Linked DNA regions of Homo sapiens: region 2 is linked to region 1. A link is an interaction called in ENCODE POLR2A ChIA-PET data of the cell type or tissue named here. Cell type or tissue: A673. All regions are shown on one strand.

Region 1 (8,000 bases):
CCAGCCTGTGCAACAGAGTGAGACCCTGTCTCTTAAAAAAATTAATTAAATAAAATTTTTAAAATAAAGCAAATAAGCAAATAGAAAAGAACTTGGAGGAACAGACAATAGATGGAAGAGATTAAAATAGATAGTAGAACTAAAGTGATAAAGAGATGAATGTAAGGAGAGAGAAAGGGAAAAGCCTGTTAGATCTATCCAGGAGCTCCCACACCTGACCAGTGGGAGAAAACTGTGGGAAGAATATCATCAAATAAATAGTGCCGAGTAATTGCTGAGTAATGGCCAGATTGAGCCCATGAAGCGTACGGGGAAATGTGCAAAAAGTTAATTAAATTAAATTGAAAAGACCTATGCCAGCCACACGCAGCATCACACAATTTCAGAACACCAGGGATAAAAAGTAGATCCTAAGAGATTCCAAGAGGAAAAACAATCAAAAATGCAAACTGGCTATATACAAAGGAATAGGAAATGAGATAAAAACTCTGCTTCTCTGCTGTAACACTGTAAGCTGGGAGACCAAGTTCACTAAGGTTTATATGAGGGAAGTCTCTCGGGTGGGATGCATATAGGTGCTTGAAAATGTGTCTGAACACTTGGAAAATTACTGACAGGTATTTGACAGGTCTTTGGAGCGCTTAGGGAGAAATGGCTCCCCATACATAGAACACTAATTAAATTATAAAACAAAGCAATTGTCAGTGCCAAAAAAGCAAAAAGTTGTACAAAACAATTACTGTACACTGCTTGTCTAGTCAGAAAACAATATGGTCATATTAATATAAACATTAATTAATGATTTACTCACAAATGGTAATATAGATATATTGATTAGATAGAGGAAGGGAAATGGGGGTAGATATGTAAAAACAAAAAATGTAGCTAATAAAACAAGAAATCAGTATATAATATGAAACATTCATAAATCAAGAAGTAGCAACATAAGTATTAATTAGAATAGAAAAAATATGAAAAGCCATCACTTATAGGAAGTAGAAGTAGGAGAGAATAAAGGAGTGAAGCAGAATTATTTAATACGGCATAATTTTTAAACTATACACATTTATTACTTTAGTAAAAATAGAAAATATTTTAAAATACAAACATATGTATATAGCTATATTTTCAGTCAACATTATTGATTGTGTTAACAACCACCTTATACAGACATATCATTAATGACAAAGGATACACACAACATTCAGTGGAAATAGGATGGTCATTTTTTGAAATGGTGATAGGTCAAATATATACGTGTGTGCGTATACACACATATACACACATACATATATATGGATATACACACATATGTGTGTGTATGTGTATACATATAGGTATAGAGAAGTGTCTTACTGAGCTTTCTTTTGTATTTATCTGATATACCAAATAGCTTTGTGCCATATTCACCATGATGAAAAACAACAATGTATACGTATACACACACACATACACACACACACACGCACACACAAAGATAAAAGCCAACCTTGACCTTTATGATGGTTAACTTTGTGTATCAACTGGATTGGGCCATGGGGTGCCCAGATAATTGGTCAAACATTGTTCTCGGGGTGTCTGTGATGGAGTTTTTGGTTGAGGCTAACATTTGAATTGGTAGAATGAGGGAAACCGATTACACTTCCTAATGTCGGTGTCTCTCCTCCAGTCAATTAAAAGCCTAGATAGATAGAACGAAAGGCTGACCCTCCCTTGAGTTAGAGGAAATTTCTTCTGCCTGACAGACTTAGGCTGGAATGTTGGTTTTTTCCAGCCTTTAGACTCAAACTGAAACACTGGTTATCCTCAAGTCTCAAGCCTGCTGGCTCCTTATTGGAACTACACCATCAGTGCTCTTGGATCTCTACTTGCTGACTACAAATTTTGGAACTTCTCAGTCTCTATAATGGCATGAGCCAATTCCTTACAATAAACTTTACTATGTGTGTATGTATGTATCTGTCTATCCTATTGGTAGGGTTTATCTGGAGATTCCTGGCTAATACAACCCCCATTTCATACTATACAAAAAAATTAATTCAAGATGAACCAATGAACTAAATATGATAATAAAAATAAATTAGTTTTCTAGGAGACACATAGTAGGAAAAGATCTTTAATTATCTTTGAATAAGGCAAACATTTGTTTATCAAGATTAAAAATATACCAACTATAAAAGATTTCTATAATGATTTAATCAAAATTAAGAATCCCTTTTCATTAAAAGACACCTTTAAGAGAATAAACAGATAAGCCATAAACATGAAAGAGATATTTCCAGTACAAACCTTCAACTGTAAACTCAAATTCAGAGTATTAAAAAAAATGTTTCTACAAATAAATTAGAAAAATTTTGATGACCCTAACAAAAATAAGAAAGAAATATGAACAGGCACTTCACAATATAGGATTGGATTTTTTTTTAGATAAGGTCTCACTCACTATGTGGTCCAGGCTAGAGTGCAGTGGCAAGATCACAGCTCACTGCAGCCTAGAACTCCCAGGCTCATGTGATCCTCCCACCTCAGCCCTTCGGGCAGCTGGGACTGCAGACATGTGCCACCACACTCGGCTAATTTTTTGTATTTTTAGTAGAAACGAGGTTTCACCTTGTTGTCCAGCACAACAGAGGATTTTGAAATCGCCAATAAACATATGAAAAAGTGTTCAAGCATCAGAGAAATACAAATAAAGCTCATGAGACACTGCTATATACTTACAAGAAAGACTAAATTTAAAAGACTCACATTACCAGGTGTTTGGGAGGATGGAGAACAGCTGAAATTCTCTTAAATTGCTAATAAGAATATAAATTGGCACAATCATTCTGTAAAACTATTTAGGAATACCTACTAAATCAAAATATACATACATATTATCATCTAATAACTGTAATTACCAGTATATAAATCTTCTCCCAAAGTGGGTGTTCATGTCCACCAAAAGACATGCACCAGAATGTTTATAGCTACATTCTTTATAAAACCACCATGATGAAAAATGTGTCCATAAATAGTAGAACGGATAAATATATTTGAAAAAAATTTCAACTGTTTAAAAATTTTTAATTGTATAAATAAATTTCAACTGTATAAAAAATTCAATTTTTGCAATGGAATGCTACTCAACAACGAAAAGAAACAAAATCCTGATAGACACAGCATTGATGAACTCATGGACATAAAGTTAAGGGAAGAAACATCAACTCCACGATTTCATTCACATGAAATTGAAAACAAGTATAACTCCCCCAACTATTCTTGGAGAGATAATAATTGGCAGAGGGCATGAGGGAACCTATTGAACTGCTAAAAATGCTGTATCCCTTGATCTAGATGGAAATTACACAGGGATACACATATCTAAAAAGGCATCAAGGTACGCATTAACATTTGTGTGCTTTGTGTACTTAACAATGTATTTAAAGAAAGTAGTACACACACCAAAATTCAGGGCCACATGACCAAGAGACAAAATAAAAAACAGACACGAGTCTCACAGCCAGGTGCAGTAGTGGATGCCTTGCAGTCCCAGTTACTCAGAAAGCTGAGGAAGGAGAATCTTTTTAATCCAGCAGTTTGCAGCTGTAGCACTACCATAGCACCTGTGAATAATCACTGCACTCCATCTGAGCAACAAAGCAAGACTCCATCTTATAAAAGTTACACAGGTTATTCAGACAAATGCGTTAAGGTAATATTAGGTTGAACTATATGATAGTGATGCTTGTGTTGATGAAAACTGATGAATAATAGCAAGTTCATATAGTTGAGTCTAATACAAAAAAAATTCTGCAGGGAATCACAGAATTGAAAGAAGGAAAAGAAAGCAAAGCAGTGACTATATATGTACATGGACTGAAATCAACTGTATAAAAAGATAATGGAGGCAGGCGGATCATGAGGTCAGGAGACCGAGACCATCCTGTAAATGGTGAAACCCCGTCTCTACTAAAAATACAAAAAATTAGCTAGGCATGGTGGCGGGCGCCTGTAGTCCCAGCTACTCGGGAGGCTGAGGTGGGAGAATCGCATGAACCCAGGAGGCGGAGCTTGCAGTGAGCTGAGATCACACCACTGCACTCCAGCCTAGGAGACAGGGCGAGACTCCATCTCAAAAAAAAAAAAAAAAAAAAAAGATAATGGTATTAATAATATGAGGTTTGAAACATGGAAAATTAAAATATATGACAGCAAGACTGCAAAAGAAGAAGCAAATATATATATATAATCAAAAGAAGAAATGAATGGAAATTAGAAAAACTTAAAATACATTAAGATTAGAACTCATTAGATGGGTATAATGGAATATACCCATTTAAGTGGACTTAGAATGTCTCAGATTTTGAGCATAATCAGAGAAGTGGAAAGGCAATAACTTATTTTAGACATTAACACATCAATAAATGATGTAATCTTTAGGGTAAAAACTAAAAGAATAATAAAATAACAAATAACAATAAATTAATAAAGGAAAGAATGAGAATAATGAAAAGTCTGATTGATTTAAAAGAAGTCAAGACAGGAGAGGCCAAAGAATATGAAACAAGTGGGTCAAGTAGAAACAGAAAAAAAAATGGAGGACAATAAACACAATATAACAGTAATTACATTACATATAAATGAGTAAATGCTCCAAGAAGCAAAGATTGGCAGCCTGAGTATAAAGACAAAACCAAGCTATATCCTGTTTAAGACTCACAAGTTGGGGCGTAAGAACACAGAGTTGTTAAAAATGAAAGGATGAGAAAAGACATACCATGCAAACCCTAACCAAGAAAAGCTAGTGCAGTCATAGCAATATCAGATAGAGTAGACTTTAGAACAAACATTGCTAAAAACAAAGAGATATATTTCATAATGAAAAAGGGATAAATCCAAGTGAATGTACTCCTCCATTCTAAATGTGAATGCACATAAAAACGTACCTGCAAAATATAAGAAACAAACATTAAGAAAATTAAAATTAGAATTAGAAAACAGTAATCAGAATAAAAGAGTTTAACATGATCTTCTCAATGTAATATGATGAACAACTTTTATAAGTTTCACAATTTTTGTATTTACTTTGCCTTCCTGAAATAAAACAAACTTGGTCATTGCATGTTATCTTTTCACAAGTCATTAGCTGAAGGGATATAGGTTTCTGCTCCATACTAATGAGTAAGATTAGCCTGTAACTTTTTTCATACATTGTCCTAGTCTAGCTATGATATATCTGTGTTGTGGTAGCCATATAACATAATTTGGGAATTGTACCCTCTTGTTTTTTTGTTTTGTTTTGTTTTGCTTTAAAGTGTTTGTGAAGGTTTAGGATTATTTCTTCATTGGTATAATGTATCTATAAAATCATCTGTGCCTAGTGTTTCATAGTGGAAAGTTTTTTTTTAATTAATTTATTTTTTTAACTACTGATGCATGGTATTCAATGGCTATAGGACTCTAGAAATTAAAGATTTCTCCTTTGGTCAGATTAGTTGATTTTTTTTTTTAAGAATTTGTCCATTTCAATTAAATGTTGCATATATTGTCATAAAGTTGAAAAAATAAACTACTTTCTTTAAATCACAGTTTAACCTTTTTGCTTTTTTCATTCTCAAAATAATTGTATTTGTGCTTTCTTTCTATGATGTTTTCATAATATATCTTGCCAGAGTTGGTCTATTTTATTATTCTTTTAAAACAACCAAATATTAGCTTTGCTCAGTTTCTCTAGCATAATACTTTTTATTTTATTAATTTCTATTCTATTTTAACATTTGCCTCTTTTCCAATGTAAATGGTATAAATTTTTTAGATGCAACTTTCTTGGCTTTCCAAGAGTTATTATAAATACATATGTGTGTGTGTATAAACCAAAGTATTTTTAACATTATTAATTACTAATTTCTAATTAATAGATATAATAAGCTACCTGGAGATACATTTTTAAATTTCCATGTCTGAGATTCTAAAACTCATTTTAATTTCCAAATTAACCATGTTGTGTTCAGTATGAAATCAGTTCTTTGAAATTTTTGTCTTACTGCATGTGTTTCATTTTAATAAATATTCCACGTATCCTTGGAAAGAATTTTTCTGAATTTAAGAATGTTATTTTATATTACCTATTAATTAAGTTTGTTAGTTTATGGATTAAATTTTCTATATATTCAATCATTTGTCTTCTACCTGTTCTATAATTTACTGAAAAAGATGTGCTAAAATCTTCTGCAAGATGATGGATTTATTTGTTCTGCTTCAGTAATATTCATTGTTTCATTTGCATATTGTAAAGCTATGCATTAAATTCATAGAAGTTTGGGGCACAATACGGTGTGATATACTTTATATTCAGTAGTTCATTTTGAATTACTAAGTTTGTATAGCGTTGATATTGCTACACTAGCTTCCTTTTGGCTCGTTGGTTTTTATTCTGTATACCTGTCTTCATTTTTTTACTTTCAAACTTTTGTGACTGAATATTTTAGGTGTTCCTCTTGTAAACAGAATATTTTTCTTAAATTGGAGTCTAAAAACCTTTGTTCTTCACCTAGAAAGTATAATTCATTTACATTTATTGTGCAGATTATTATAATTGATAATATTTCTATCATTTAATTTTGGGGGTTTTTGTTGTTTTTCACTGTTTTTCTATCTTTTTCGGTATTTTAAATGTAGGTGATTGGTCTAATCTTCTGTTTTTCAGTTTTCTAGTTCATTAATAGATTTTCCCTCTTTCAGATTAATAGAATCAGCTTAGAATATTTAACACCTGACACTGATATATGCTGTTTTTGCCCAATATTTTATTTTTACTCAGTTTGTACTGTACACTTTATAAATCATAATATTTGTTTTACATTGTATTATTTAATTAGTTCTACCCACATGTGTATAATTTTCTTTGCTCACCATTCTTTCCTACACCTCAGATTTTTTTTTTCTGAATTACAAACAATGGACTTTAGAAGTTTCCTTTTTAAGAGCCTATTCTTTTTAAACTCTACAATTTTTTCTTGTTGATATATATGTATTTCAACTTCATTCTTGCAAGATATAATTTTACACCTGGCAACTCCAGGTTTAGAGTAATATTTTTTCAAAATTTTGAAGGTATTGTTTTATTTTCTAGCTTCTAGCATTGCTGTTCATATTTCCATTTCCAGAGAAATTATCATTAATATGCATCATTCCTCTTCATTTTCTGTCCACTTTTTGCCCTGAGGGTTTTGCAGCTGTAGATTTATTCAGTTTGGGAGAAGTTGTGCTTTCTGAATCTGACAATTAGTATTTTTTAATCAATTTCAGAAATTTGCAGCCACTTTATCTTCAAATATTACCTTTTCCCCAATTCTCTCAATGTGTTTATTCTAGAACTCTGAAAAGACATGTTAGACTTTCCTACTCTATTTTCTATGTCTGTTTATCCTGGGCCTTGAGTTTTTTTTAAGTCCTAGGGATTTTATCATTCTTTTTCAAAAGTTTCCTGGTCATTTTTCATAGTTTCTAGTTCCATAATCACACTTTGGAAACTCTTTATTTAATTATAATAAACATACTTTAAAATATTCTGAATTTTATCATTGTGGTAGCTATAGGTTTTGTGATAATTCTGTAGTTTTTTTTTTTTTGCTGAGTTTTGCTATGGCAGGCATGTTGCCTCATGTGATTTGTAATTTCTGATTATGGATACATATTATCAGGAATTTTTATCTATTGGAGTTTTTTGAAATCTGAAGTTAAAGTGGTCTTCCAAAGAAGATTTAGTTTAGTTCTCCTAGACATGTGAGGATTGCCAATTTGAAATCACTTTAAAATAAAATTTCATGGAGATTTTCAGTCCACACAGGTAGTATAAATTTCAGTCCCAAACTCATGCAATGATTTATATTAGAAATTCTTAGTAAAACCTTTCTTCTTTTTATTCCAACTAGAGCCTAAGACAAGCCACAAGGATATTTTATTTCCTCTGTGGAGTGTGTTTCTTCCCTCGTTCACTTCTAGGGTTCTATGTATAG
Region 2 (8,000 bases), 51 kb before region 1:
GTGGCTTTGCTGGCTTCCTTTTGCAGGCTCTGAGCACCAGATTGTCCAAAGTCACTTCTCAAAGTGTGGTTCCACCCTCATACACCTGCGCAGGTCTCCCGAATCACAATCCACATTTCCACAAGATTGCCGAGTGCTCTGCACATGTGCTAGAGCGTGGGGAGTGGTAGTCTCAAGTTTCTCTTTTGTCTTCACTCCCAGGACCCTTGGAGCCAAGTCTCGCATGAGGAGGAATTGGCTCATCTCAGATCTTTTGATTTTCTCTCTTATGGTTTTATCTCTAATTTTTCAAATGGACAGTGTTTAATTTCCTGAGCAGTTAAAAGCCAGGCAGGTAGGATATGAAGAGGTAGATGGTCAGTTCAGCTGCAGGCAGCCTGCCTGGACACTGTCTGCCCTGAGCCCCTTCCCAAAGCCATGGACCCCCGTAGCCCTGAACACACTCCCACTGCCCCCACACACTCCTACAGCCCCGGACAAGTCTGAGACATCTAAACATAATACAGCCACCTGCTAATGGTTCTGTCTCCTGTGGGAAACTAGAATCCTAGAATAAGGACAGGAGCCTCTTGCTTAAGCTCCTTGTGGGAAAACTGAGGCCCTGGGTTGGAGAGGGAGAGAGGGGGTGAAAGGCTTGCAGGAGGTTCAGGCAGAGTCTAGATCTGGACTCTGATCCCTCCTACCACTCCCCATATGGACCCACACTGACCACCAAGGACCCCCAGTGGTCCCTATGGACTCCCCATAGACTCACCCCAGACCCCATATTTCCGCAGCCTCCAAAGCTCTTCCACAGGCCCCAAGCATATCCCTCAGCCCCTGATGGACCCGTAGGCCACCCTCTGCACATGAGCGACCCTGAACAAGCTGTTGTCTTTAGGGGGGAAGCCCACTCCCACCTGACGCTGTGAGCACCCTCCTTTCTCTTTGCATTTTGGACCCCTTCTCCCCCGACTTTCCCACTCGTTCTGTGTACAATGCTAAGTTGTGAAAAATGCATGACAACATTAACCTAAGGTGTTATTTATAAATATGTTATAATTTATTAAATTACATGGCACTCGACAACAACTCAGAGAAAGAGGAAGCACATGGGAGTGTGAACACAGCACATGCACTATTTTAATAATCCTTTTATCTTAAAATATTGCCTCCTATCCAGCTGTCATGGAGCAGCAGGAGAGTCTGTTAAGCATGGAGACGAGGGGCGTCTCTCCAACAGCCTCCACGGTGAGTTATTAAATGAGCGAGAGGCGCCCACTCATCATTTGATCAACACACGTAAATTATGTATAATGGGTACCTTCATGTAAAAAGCTCCTGGAACATTGAGGAAGACATATCCCACCCGGGAGTCCAGAGGAGCAGGTGGGGGTCCCCTCCACCTGCTCCTCTCTGTCCTCTAAAGCAACTTCTGCCCAACTTGAACCTTAAGCTTTCCTCTAGCACCCTCGCATTCTTGACCACACCCGGGGAGCCATTGGTACTCTCTTTTACTTAATATTTTTATTTAATTTATATTCATTCTTTTTTACTTAAATGGATTTAATTTTTAAAAGAAGTTTTATATTATTACTATGAATAGAAAAGTAATAGCACTTACCATAAATATGAAATAACCATTAAAAAGAACATAATGGAAACAAACTATGTAATTAAATTTCAGCTCAGTATGAAGGCTTGATGAAGCCTAAGTCCTTCTCTTTCTATTAAAAGGGGTGGCCAGCCAGTGTCACAGAGACATTCAAGATATGCTGGCTGGAGCCAAAGACAGCCTCCTTCCCTGACTTTGGGAGGACAGAAAGTGCCCAAGCAGGCCCTAGCTGGACACCATGCTGGCTGGATACCATTAAAATCCCCTCGAGTTTCCAAGGCAGGACTGCCCCACATTTTTGGAGGTACTGGCCCCAAATCAAAATCAATGATCCCATCGCTGTTTTCTTAGGCTTCACAATGCAGGAGGAACAGGTGAGAGTCCTCCTTCCTGTGTGCTGTTGTAGAGGGTATTGTGGAGTGGTGAGGACAGGACCCAGGAGTCTGGGAGCTGAGTCCAGCTCTGCAATGTGACTTTGGACAAGTCACCCTTTCTCTCTCCCATCATCAGAATCCAGGGTGGGTTTATTTGTTTGTTTGTCTGTTTTTTGACACAAAGTCTCGCTGTGTCACGCAGGCTGGAATGCAATGGCACAATCTTGCCTGCAATCTCCACCTCCCGGGTTCAAGAGATTCTCCTGCCTCAGCTTCCCCAGTAACTGGGATTACAGGCACCTGCCGCCAAGCCTGGCTAATTTTTGTATTTTTAGTAGAGATGGGGTTTCGCCATGTTGGCCGGGCTTGTCTCGAACTCCTGACCTCAGGTAATTCACCTGCCTCGGCCTCCCAAAGTGCTAGGATTACAGGCATGAGCCACCCTGCCTGGCCCCAGGGTGGCCTTGATGGCTACAGAGCTTCTCCAAGACCACGCACCTTCTAGTTCTCCAGCCTCCTGTACACATAGCAAAACTAAGACATTTTTAAAAGCATGTTACTGGGTATATACTCAAAGGAATATAAATCACTCTACTGTAAAGACACATGCACACGTATGTTTACTGCAGCACCATTTACAATAACAAAGACTTGGAACCAACCCAAATGCCCATCAATGATAGACTGGATAAAGAAAATGTGGTACATATAGACCATGGAATACTATGCAGCCATAAAAAGGAAGGTGATTGTGTCCTTCATAGGGACATGGATGAAGCTGGAAACCATCATCCCCAGCAAACTAACACGGGAACAGAAAACCAAGCACCGCATGTTCTCACTTATAAATAGGAGTTGAACAATGAGAATATGTCGACACAGGAAAGGGAACAACACACACCAGGGCCTGTCTGGGGGCTGGGGGATAAGGAGAGGGAGAGCATTAGGACAAATAGCTAATGCATGCAGGGCTTAAAACCTAGATGAGGGGTTGATAGGTGCAGCAAACCACCATGGCACATGTATATCTAAGTAATAAACGTGCACATTCTGCACATGTATCCTGGAAGTTAAAGTAAATTAAAAAAAAAAAAGTTTCATGTCACATGACACAAAACACACGTTAGAAAGAATGACTTAGGACCATGTATTTGAGGCTCCTTTCTCAAACTGGAGAAAGGTAATGCTAGATCATCAAAATGCAAAGTTGAATAGAGAAGAAAAAAAATAAACCTAGGGTAATCTCTAAACCCCAAAGAAAGCCAAAGCATCTTATTTTCAAAATAGACGTCCAAGCCATGCAAAATAGAAATATCCGGACGTGAAGCCAAGCTCTCCCATCATACTTAGAACCCATTTTAAACCGGGAGAGAGAATGTCAGATAATCAAAATTCACTTGCGAAAACAGCCACGGTTCTTCCTGTTAGCTGCGATTAATACTAGCAGTTAGAGAAAGGCTAAAAAAATGAAGTCATACATTATTTTTTTTTCCTCGTAGGTATGGATTTTATTTGACCTATTGCTTTTAAAATAGAATACCTTCCCAAGCACACTTTACATGATAAAACTCAGAGACAAAAGAGAGAAAATGCAAATCAATTCTACATTACATGTATGTTGCTGCATTTGGCAAAATCAAATGAGATCTTTTCATCTTCTTACTGTAGAACAAAAACAGAGCAATATTATGAAATCTCACAGAGCTTTATTTCTCGGCGTCTTTTGTGTCCAGCCTTTTAAATTCAGGTTTTTCTGCCTTTTTTACTGACAAGCCCACAATTTTCAGAAAAGAAAGCTAGCATTAATTAAGACAGTGCCAGATGTAATTTTCTTGGGAAGTAAATTTCTGCACAACTAAAGGTTACAGAGACCTTTTCACTGTCAAAATTTACTACAGCCTGTGAATGTTAATGTTTCTAATGAAGACATGTTCTCTGTCCCTGAACTTAAAAGTACCCAGAGAAGAAGGCAAAGAGAAAAAAAAAAAAAAAAAACTCTATTTGACGAATGTATCTGGAGCCTGTGCATTAATGTAGGGAACTCTCGGCTTCTGGTGCACGTTGTAATTATAGTGTTTGGATAGCCTTGTTTTCTAAACAAGGAATATTGCCATAAATTGGCAATTTTGCATGAGGAGTGGGATTGTAGTAGGGCCCTTATGTTACAAATGAGCTCCTAGTATAGTAAGCATTCACCCCATTAGGCTTAAAGATGTTCACCTTCTGACTCTGGGACAGGTGAGGAGGGAAGCTGGCAGGAGACCCAGATCTTCCAAGACCGGGCACCAGCATTAGCACGGAGGGACCCTGGGTTTCCCGTTCTCTGACCTCTCAGCCATCTGTGCTCAGAAGGCTTTTGAAGGCTGCCTTAGTGTCTGAAGACACAGAAGTTTTTTTCTTTTTTTTTCCTGGCCAGTCTTTTAATTTTGTTTTGGAGGTCTGAATGCCGATTACATCAGCATTTTCTATCTAGCTCCCAGGGAGAAGACTGTGTAGATGGAGAGGAAGCAGGGTCTTCCACCTCTTCCGGGGGGCATGGCTGTAGGGAGAAGACTGTGTAGATGGAGAGGAAGCAGGGTCTTCCACCTCTTCCTGGGGGGCATGGCTGTAGGGAGAAGACTGTGTAGATGGAGAGGAAGCAGGGTCTTCCACCTCTTCCTGGGGGGCATGGCTGTAGGGAGAAGACTGTGTAGATGGAGAGGAAGCAGGGTCTTCCACCTCTTCCTGGGGGGCATGGCTGTAGGGAGAAGACTGTGTAGATGGAGAGGAAGCAGGGTCTTCCACCTCTTCCTGGGGGGCATGGCTGTAGGGAGAAGACTGTGTAGATGGAGAGGAAGCAGGGTCTTCCACCTCTTCCTGGGGGGCATGGCTGTAGGGAGAAGACTGTGTAGATGGAGAGGAAGCAGGGTCTTCCACCTCTTCCTGGGGGGCATGGCTGTAGGGAGAAGACTGTGTAGATGGAGAGGAAGCAGGGTCTTCCACCTCTTCCGGGGGGCATGGCTGTGCTCTTGCTAGAGGTTCCTGGAGTAAGATGTTGACAGGACCCAGTTTCACGACTTCTTGATTTTTTCTTCTTTAGTAAGTTGAGGAAGGAGGTACTATTACCCTATTTGGGATTAAAAGACAGTCATTTTATTCACCTAATAATGCTTTTCCAGGAATTTCTTTTAAGGAAACAATCCATAATGACCACAAAGATGTGCACACAAAGATGTCCTCCTTACATAAAAATGACAATGACAAGTAGAAGAATAAAGACTGAATGTTCAACAATGTGGAAATGATGAAATAAATTATGATACACTCATAAAATGGAATATTACACAAGCATCAGTCTTTTTGATTAAGTAGATACTTCAGTCAAACGGGAAGTGTTTATATCCTATAACATGTAAAAAGCAAGGTATAAAATTTTGTGATCTTAACTTTGTTAAAAGAAAAAAAAAATGTCTGATTTGTGCAATAAACTATATGATCACCGCTCCAAAGGTGAAATCGGGGATGCTATATCCTGTGCAAGAAGAAATCATGAGGATTCAACCATCCACATAACTCACATGAAAGAAAGTAAGTCTAAAAATAACAAACAAAAGCTTACAATGACAATGAAGTAGCACAGATTCTGCCCCCGGTCCACTGGGGTGGACAGAATCTATGTCTCGGAGTGGGCCTGAGTGGAGGCGTCACTGAAAGCTTCCTCAGTCTTAACTTGGGGCTGGGTACGCTGGCTCACACCTGTAATCCCAGCACTTTGGGAGTTCGAGGTGGGGGTATCACTTGAGCCCAGTGGTTTGAGACCAGCCTGAGCAACAAAGTGAGACCTTGTGTTACAAAACAAAAGAAAAAAATTAGCCAAGCGTAGTGGTGTGTGTCTGTAGTCCCAACTACTCAGGAGGCTGAGATGAGTGGATCGCTTGACCTGGAAGGTGAAGGTTGCATTGAGCTATGATGGCACCACTGCACTCCAGCTTGAGTGACAGAGCAAGACCCTGTGTCAAACAACAACAACAATGACAAAAATATTGACTTGGCAGATCCTGGGAGATTGTTCAGTGGTCATTTTGCCTCTTGGTGATTTTCCCTTTGTGCATGGCTTTGGGCTCTAGCTGCCTGGGAAGATAGCACACGTCCCTGTCCCCCACTCCTGCTTGCTCTCCTGTGCCCGCTCTGCCCTGGCATACTCTTGCGTGCTCATCTTACAGAGCGTCTCCTCTCAGTCTTACCTCTTTGCCCTCCTCCAACCAACTGGGATGATTCTCTCAACGGACTCCCTTGGAATTGCCCCAAACTCTTCCAGTCACATCTCTGCAGGGCATTTGGAGACTGGGCAGCCGGCAGATGTCTGTGGAGTGTCTGTGTCATCACCTGAAAGGGTGCCCTCATTCAGAGGGTGACTGAGGAACAGAGGAAAGCCCACAGCAGAGGAGCGAGCCTACAGCTGTGGAAGGGAGTCGAGGTGAGCAGGGCAGGAGAACAAGGAAAACACATACAACGTGTTACCTCCAAACACTTCTGTCCCAGCTGCCCGCAGTCCTCCCGGCCGGACTCTAGAAAAGGAAGAAAAGCAGGAGGAGAAGTAAAATCCTGGATAAATCCAGCCTGGCCGAGGATTCACACTTTTCCGGTGGACCACGGTTCTCTGACTATGGTGAGTGCTGTCCTCAGACCAGCAGCATCGGTGTCACCTAGGACCTTGTTAAACATGCAGGTTCTCAGGCCTCACCCCAGACCTCCTCGGTCAGGAGCCCTCAGGGCTGGGGCCGCAGCCCTACAGGTGATGCCGAGGTATGCCAAGGTGTGGAAGTCATGGCCCTAGATGTACAGTGGGATCCAACGTACATCCAGTGGCATTTGCTCCTGAACAGACCTAGAGTTAGAAGGAGGCACATGAGTTTTTGTTTAAATGATGGTAGATGAGCCTGGCACAGTGGCTCATGCCTGTAATCTCAGCACTTTGGGAGGTGAAGGTGGGCGGATCACCTGAGGTCAGGAGTTTGAGAGAAGTCTGGCCAACATGGTGAAACCCTGTCTGTACTAAAAATGCAAATATTAGCAGGGCATGGTGGCGGGCACCTGTAGTTCCAGTAGTTCCAGCTACTTGGGAGGCTAAGACAGGGGAATCCCTTGAACCTGGGAAGCAGAGGATGCAGTGAGCAGAGATTGTGGCACTGCACTCCAGCCTGGGCAACAGAGTGAGATTCTGTCTCAAAAAAAAAAAAAGAAAAGGAAAGAAAGAAAGAAAAAATGATGGTAAATGACAGACTGATGGGTTGATGTCTTCTGAATTGACTGAAGATCCAACAGTCCGTGTCGCTGCAGACACAGGGCGATGCGGTCCCTCAGGCTGTATGGAGATGGTGTATGCATCACTCTTCTTCTGTGCTCTGTGAGGTTTTCCTGAGTGTGGTCAGGCCAGTGCCCTGTCCCACTGCCATTTACCTGGTGAGTTGAAGTGGCTGTCCCCTACCTGGCCCACATGAAAACCATGCCTTCTCAGCATGCTCAGGTTACTAAGGAAACTACCAAGGTGCCCTGGTCTACACAGGCCACGCACAGTCAGCCACATGCATCTGGGGGTCACCTGAACAGCCGAGGACAACAGCAAGGAAGACCTGTCAAAATGACAGCTGGCCACACTCCACCTCCACTGTCCAGGAGGGATTTGTAACTCTAGAGTCCACATAGGTGAAGAGAAGAGCAAGAGAGAATTTGAGACCTGGGTTACATGATTTGAATCCCAGGGTTGACCCAGAGGTGTCCACATTTCCCTGCTGCTAAAAATAAGACACATCGGATGGCTTTCACCAGTGTACTGTCCCCGGGCTCCTGTAGGGATTGCAGCACAGGACGGATTCCTGCAGGCTACCCCAGGTGGGGCATTTGGACTTTAGGGCTGGCTGTCGACATTAGAGGGGCAGTGATGAACAGAATAGCAAACCTACCTGCACACCTATTATTTTTCTCTCTTTGTGTGTTTACAAAAGTATGAGTTTCATACCCACCACCCCCCCACCAATGCTCTCCATCTCTAT

Evidence for each region. ChIA-PET counts read pairs that join two places held together with the same protein. Peaks named below come from ENCODE experiments on the same cell type or tissue, not always from the same donor. Only the 100,000 strongest peaks of a DNase experiment are listed, where the experiment ranks them.
Region 2: POLR2A ChIA-PET joins it to region 1 with 13 read pairs; 2 of 35 experiments call an interaction of 5 or more read pairs at or near these places.

Annotation. Positions count from the first base shown.
Region 1 is chr19:31,453,429-31,461,428 of GRCh38, reverse strand. No RefSeq gene overlaps it. Among named protein-coding and RNA genes, the nearest start is that of LINC02841, 63 kb to the left of the region's middle. In A673, no CTCF peak of the experiment used is centred here; no DNase peak of the experiment used is centred here.
Region 2 is chr19:31,503,932-31,511,931 of GRCh38, reverse strand. No RefSeq gene overlaps it. Among named protein-coding and RNA genes, the nearest start is that of LINC02841, 12 kb to the left of the region's middle. In A673, no CTCF peak of the experiment used is centred here; a DNase peak (open chromatin) is centred at 4,433; H3K27ac peaks cover 2,249 bases.